Regions from separate parts of the Homo sapiens genome. Here region 1 is linked to region 2. Evidence: read pairs that join two places in POLR2A ChIA-PET (ENCODE). Cell type or tissue: PC-9. All regions are shown on one strand. Each heading gives the region's core, and the rest is flanking DNA. Links, peaks and the distances in the headings are about the cores only. Region 1 has its middle 85 kb from the start of TLE3. Region 2 has its middle 150 kb from the start of TLE3.

Evidence for each region. Peaks named below come from ENCODE experiments on the same cell type or tissue, not always from the same donor. Only the 100,000 strongest peaks of a DNase experiment are listed, where the experiment ranks them.
Region 1: POLR2A ChIA-PET joins it to region 2 with 10 read pairs; 3 of 35 experiments call an interaction of 5 or more read pairs at or near these places.

Annotation. Positions count from the first base shown.
Region 1 is chr15:70,181,455-70,184,365 of GRCh38, reverse strand. No RefSeq gene overlaps it. Among named protein-coding and RNA genes, the nearest start is that of TLE3, 85 kb to the right of the region's middle. RefSeq lists an enhancer at 2,609-2,911. In PC-9, for the core only: no CTCF peak of the experiment used is centred there; no DNase peak of the experiment used is centred there.
Region 2 is chr15:70,244,416-70,247,326 of GRCh38, reverse strand. No RefSeq gene overlaps it. Among named protein-coding and RNA genes, the nearest start is that of TLE3, 150 kb to the right of the region's middle. RefSeq lists an enhancer at 1,328-1,377. In PC-9, for the core only: no CTCF peak of the experiment used is centred there; a DNase peak (open chromatin) is centred at 1,166; H3K27ac peaks cover 1,308 bases.

The DNA of each region.
Region 1 (2,911 bases), core at 109-2,608, 63 kb after region 2:
GGTCTCCAGCTTGTAGACAACAGATCAAGGGACTGCTCAGCCTCCATAATCATGTGAGCCAGTACCTGATAATAAATCTCTTTATAGATCCTATTTATATGTGTGTGTGTGCCACACACGCGTTTATACTATATATAATAGACAGATCCTATTGATTCTGTTTACCTGGTGTTCCCTAATACAGCTACCCAACCCACATTGGACCATCCATGAATGAGAAATCATCATTATAGGCCGATCGTGGTGGCTCACCCCTATAATTCCAGCACTTTGGGAGGCCAAGTCAGGTGGATAACTTGAGGTCAGGAGTTTGAGACCAGCCTGGCCAACATGGTGATGCCCCCGTCTCTACTAAAATACAAAGATTAGCCGGGTGTGGTGGCGGGCACCTGTAATCCCAGCTCCTTGAGAGGCTGAGGTAGGAGAATCGCTTGAACCCGGGAGGCAGAGGCTGCAGTGAGCCAAGATTATGCCACTGCATTGCAGCCTGGTGACAGAGAGAGACTCTATGAAAGAAAGAAAGAGAGAGAGAGAGAGACAGAAAGAAAGAAAGAAAGAAAGAAAGAAAGAAAGAAAGAAAGAAAGAAAGAAAGAAAGAAAGAGGAAGGAAGGAAGGAAGGAAGGAAGGAAGGAAGGAAGGAAGGAAGGAAGGAAGGAAGGAAGAAAGAAAGAAAGAAAGAAAAACATAATCATCATTATAGTGCTAAGCCACTGAGATGCCAGGGCTTATTATTCCTGCACCATAGCCCAACCTATCCTGACTAACACAAACCTGTCATTGAGAGACTAATGAAAATATTTTCAAGTCACTCCCCAGTCAAATGGAAGAGAGTAGAATGGCACATCTGGCCCTGAGTCAGGAAATTTGAGCTCTAGTTCTATTAATATCTCTGTCAACCGATTGCTGTGTAAATTGGGCAAGCCTCTTAGCCTCTCTGGACCTCAGTTTCCTCATCATCTGTCATGTGGTTGAGTCACATGAAATGATATTATTCATTAAGACAAGAAATACAGGAAGAGGTTCAGGTTTGTGGGGAAAGACCTGGGTTCCATTTGGTACCTGTTGAGTGTTTCATAGGCATACAGTAGGTTCTGGGGCAAAGAATAAAAACGGGGCTGGAGATATGGATTTGAGGTCATAGAGAAAGATGGTGGCTAAAGATGTTATGAATGAGGTAGCTGGCAGGGAGGACAATCAGGAAAATAAGGAAAGAGGGCTCTTTGAAAAGAAAAAAACGAAGAAGCTGAAGTCCAGAGACATGAAGTAACTGGCCCGAGATTACACGGTAGGCTGGTACCAGAGGTGGCGCCAGATCTGGAGCTTTAGCCCCAGACTCCAGGGCTCCATCCCTTGTCAGCACAGAGAAGCTGGGAGCCTGGGGATGGTAAGGCATATCCCAGTGAATGCTGGGATGCTGATCAACTGTGCGTCTTGGGTCACTTCTATGGGAATCGGCTTCCCTGTCTGTATAATAAGAATTTGGTTTTGATATAGTATGGGGCTTTGTGATTTATAAACTACCTGCATAATCATTATCTCATCTGGCTCTTAAAATTGCCCTTTGAGGAAGTCAGGGTACACAGGTAGATCAAGGCTCAGAGAGATAAAGTGTGCCCAGATCTCTTGACTATAGGTCAGGTCCCCTCACACTGAACTCCCTTTTCAAGGACCACGAACAGGGTCCCCCTCTGCCCAGACATTGCAGACAAAGGCCAATCCCTGCAAGAAGCACCATCCACCCACCCACCCCTTTCTCTCCCTTGTTTCGATTCACTCTCCCCAAGACCCTTTATTTCTATAAGTCACAAGTCATGGGTATCCCTTGCTCACTGGAAGTAACCACATTTCCTAGGATTTTGCTGATGGTTCTGGGACGATGGGAAGATGATTGGGGGCCACCTGGAGGGATAAGATGACCATGGAGTTTCTCAGCCTTGCTGGCAGGGGAAGGGGATGGCTCAAGGATGTTGGTTCATCATGAAGCAAAGCTTGAGAAAGGGTGGTCTGACCCCAGACAGGGATTTTAGAGTCTGCAATTTCTGGGTTCTAGAGGGGAAGATGGGTAACTGTTCTCTGAGGCAACATGAAGGATTTAAGGCATTTTGTCAACCAAAGGCCAAGCTTTTCTATAAGAGCCTATTCTGGGAACAACTCAAAGAAGATTCCAGTCCATTCCAACTCATCCCATCCACTCATCCAACAAATATTGATTGAAGGTATTTCCGCCTCTGCCCTCGAGGGCTGCCAGTAGAGCAGGGAGGAGACAAGAGGGAGAGCAGAATGCAGAATTTCCACCTAGAAGACCCAAAGTCAAAGCCTGATCAACCAGTTCCAGCTGTGTGGCCTTGGGCTAATTACTTGGCTTCTCTCAACCTCATCTGCAAAATAGAGCTAATAATACCACCCAACTCCCTATGTCCCAGGGTGGCTTTGAAAATCAAGAGATCTTCTTTGACAGAGTGATTTGTAGGGTGTTACGAAGAGGATAAATCAAGCACTTATTTCCTAAGGATAAAGGTAGGCAGCCACAAGTGCTGCTGGAGAGGCCCAGATAAGGGGTTATGAAGGCCCAGAGCAAGTGGACGAGGGGAAGGAGTTGGGACAAGGGAAGGACTGAAGAAAAGAGGTAAGCTATTGAAATTAAAGGATGGGCACAGTCTCAAAAGGCAGGAATGGCAGACAAAGGATATTTCAGCAGAGAACAGAGCAAGCCAAGATATAGAGGCCAGAAAGAAGAGAGCAGGTTCCAGAGACAGCACAAAAAAGCCATCAATATCTGCAGGGGGCCTGCGGGAGATAACATTGCAACTGTATTTAGAGGAGATGACAGAGTGGCTTGAACACTAGGCGGAGACATTTGGACTTTATTTGGCAGGTTGTGTGTGTGTGTGTGTGTGTGTGTGTGTGTGT
Region 2 (2,911 bases), core at 129-2,628:
AACCTCTCTGTGCCTCAGCTTCCTGATCTATGAAATGGGGCATTTCTCCCCATCATTTGGCTGAGAAGAGAAAATCAGCTAACCTCTGTAAAGCACCCAGAAGGTACTTGAACGAGACCTGATGGTGAGGCAAGTTGGTTATTTTTATTCAGATGGGCCTCCCAGAGGGAAGCCTAGCTCCTTAGCACCTTTCTCCCTCCCAGAGACCTCTGCAGATGAAGGCTGGTCTCAGTGAAGAGCAAGCAAGGATTGGCTCTGAGTCAAAATAAAGAGGAAGGACGTGGGTGAGGACGTGAATTTTATGATCCCTGAGCAATGTCACCCTGGTGCCCAGGAACTAACCCCCTCACCTGCTTCCCCAGTAGGTCTGACTGCTCCAGGCCCCTGCTGCAACTACTTGGGCAAAAGCTTGGCCCTCTGGAAGCTTGCATTCCCTAGGAAGCGGGCACATTAGAGGTTCAGGAGGAGGGAGCTCAGAGCAGTCAACCACATGAAGTTACCTTTCATCCAGGGCCTTTGTGGCCAGCAAGTCAAAAACAAAATATTATTGTTCCCACTTTGCAGATGAGAAAACTGAGGCCCAGAGTAGCGATGTGACTCACCTAAGGTCATGCGGCTGAGGAGCTGGCTCGGGAGTACACATCTGCCCAGGCACCTGCACCACACCTAACAGGCAGAACGCAATGGGCTCAGTTGCCTCATCTGCAAAATAGACTCTCAGCATCCATCCTGCACCTGGCAAAGGAGGCGGAGAAGGGCAAGGATTCCACCCCCAAGCCGGCCACGCCGCCCGCCGTCCTGCTCCAACACCCACAGAAAGACAGGAAATGGCTCGCCCAGGATTCTCACTTGGCCTTCCCTTCTAGCATCCACTTTAAGATTGGCAGGGGCTGCTCTGAGCAAAGCCACCGCAGCTGTGACCCCTTGAGGTCAGTGTTCGTGGCAGGGGCTGCAGGGTTGTGATGGGCCAGACATTGAGGATAGCACTTGAGAGGGCTGGGGACCCTCTGCTTTGGCATTCTAAAGGTCTGAGTCCCTCCTAGGACAGGCCAGAGACAGCATCTAAAGATACCCAGAGATAGGGACGCAGCAGGCCCAGTGGGCTGCTAGAATCCCAGCAGCCAGGAGAGTGATGTGTCCCAGCAGAGGAGGCCACTGGAACAGAGCAAAAACCACAGGAACCGAAACTTCCCGGGTGCCCATGAGTCACCACCCTGTGAGGGCTGGGCCCTGGGGCTGGGTGGGAACTTTCCCAGGCCTTGACCCTCAGCTCAAGGGCATGTCCCTTGACCCCATGACAACACAAAGAGAGGGCTGCAGCCTGGGGTTCACACCCTGGTATGTCTCTGTCTTACTCTCAGTATCTCTGCCAAGAGATCATTTGATTCATTAATTAGTGTAAGTATGTATATCTTTAGAATAGGAAATACAGGCATATTGCAAAAAAAAAAAAAAAGTGAAAATCAAGCCTCCTCCCCTCCCCTGTTCTTCACTATCAAGTTCCTCTGCCCCCAAGTCTCCTCCTTGGAGGCCTCCACTCCTACCAGTTTCTTTAAAGCCATATATGTTTGTATATGCATTTAGAAACCCAAATGCAAACATGTGTGTGTTCATTCTTTTCCTCTTTTTACACAAATGGTAGCATGTCAATATACCTTGGAACCCTCTCCTTATAGAAACATACAGGGTCCATTCTCCTTTCTTCAGTGGTTTAAATCAATACTAATATGTATTTCGTATAATTCTGTGGGTTGAAGAGGCACAGTTGGGAGGTCCTCCATTCCATGTGACGTAGCTAATGTCATCTGTATGTTGGTTCTGCTTAACAGTTGTGTAGAGTCCCATTGTACGGACATCATTGTTTATTTAATCAGTCCCCTATTGATTAACATTTGGAGATTGACAATCTTTTGCTTTGATAAATAATGCCACAGTGAATGAGGAGCACACACGTCCCCTGTGTATCCGCATGATGAAATCCTAGGGTTGGCTGTGCCGGTCAGAGGGAAGAGCAGGTGTGGTTTGGCAGGGGCTCCCAGTGGCTCTCCCAGACACGCTGATTCCTCTTCCTGCCAGCCCCACACTCTGGCACCTGTCCTTGCACCCTCAGCAGCAGAGTGTGCCATACTTTTGATCTTTTTGATATAATGGTTCAAAAAGGGTCTTTTTTTTTTTTTTTTGAGACAGGGTTTCTCTCCCATTGCCCCGGCTGGAGTGCAATGGCACGACCTCAGCTCACTGCAATCTTTGCCTCCCAGGCTCACATGATTCTCCTGCCTCAGTGTCTGGAGTAGCTGGGACTACAGGCACATGCCACTGCACGCAGCTAATTTTTGTATTTTTAATAGAGATCTGCCTGCCTTGGCCTCCCAAAGTGCTGGGGTTACAGGCGTGAGCCACCACACTCGGCCTAAAAGAGGGTCTTTTATTGAAGTTTTAATTTGCATTTCTTTTATGAGTAAGGCTGAGTAACTTTTCATCTATTTAAGAGCCACTTATATATTCTTTTGAAACGGTCTTCCTATATTTTGCCCATTTTTTAAATTGAGTTATTGGTTTGTTCTTGTTGCTGGGTAGGAGATCTTTATACAATAAAGAAATTAATCCCTTCTTTGCAATACGAATTGCGATTTTATTTCTCAGCTAATTTCTCTCATTCTCTGCAGGAGTGGCCCAGAGTGACCAACCCAAAGGGGGTGGAATCTCTAGGCTGTAACAGTGGAGGACTGGGTCTATTCTGAGCTGGAGAGTATGGCTGGGACGGTATAGAAGAGAAATGGCTTCCAACAGCTCCTGCCCTGGCAGGTGGCTTGGGGGAGCCCACTCTGGCCTGGCCAGATCTCCAGGGCCCCAGGCCCAGGCATCATCCTATGAGAGGGAGGCCAACACCTAGAAGGTCCAAGCAGTCTGA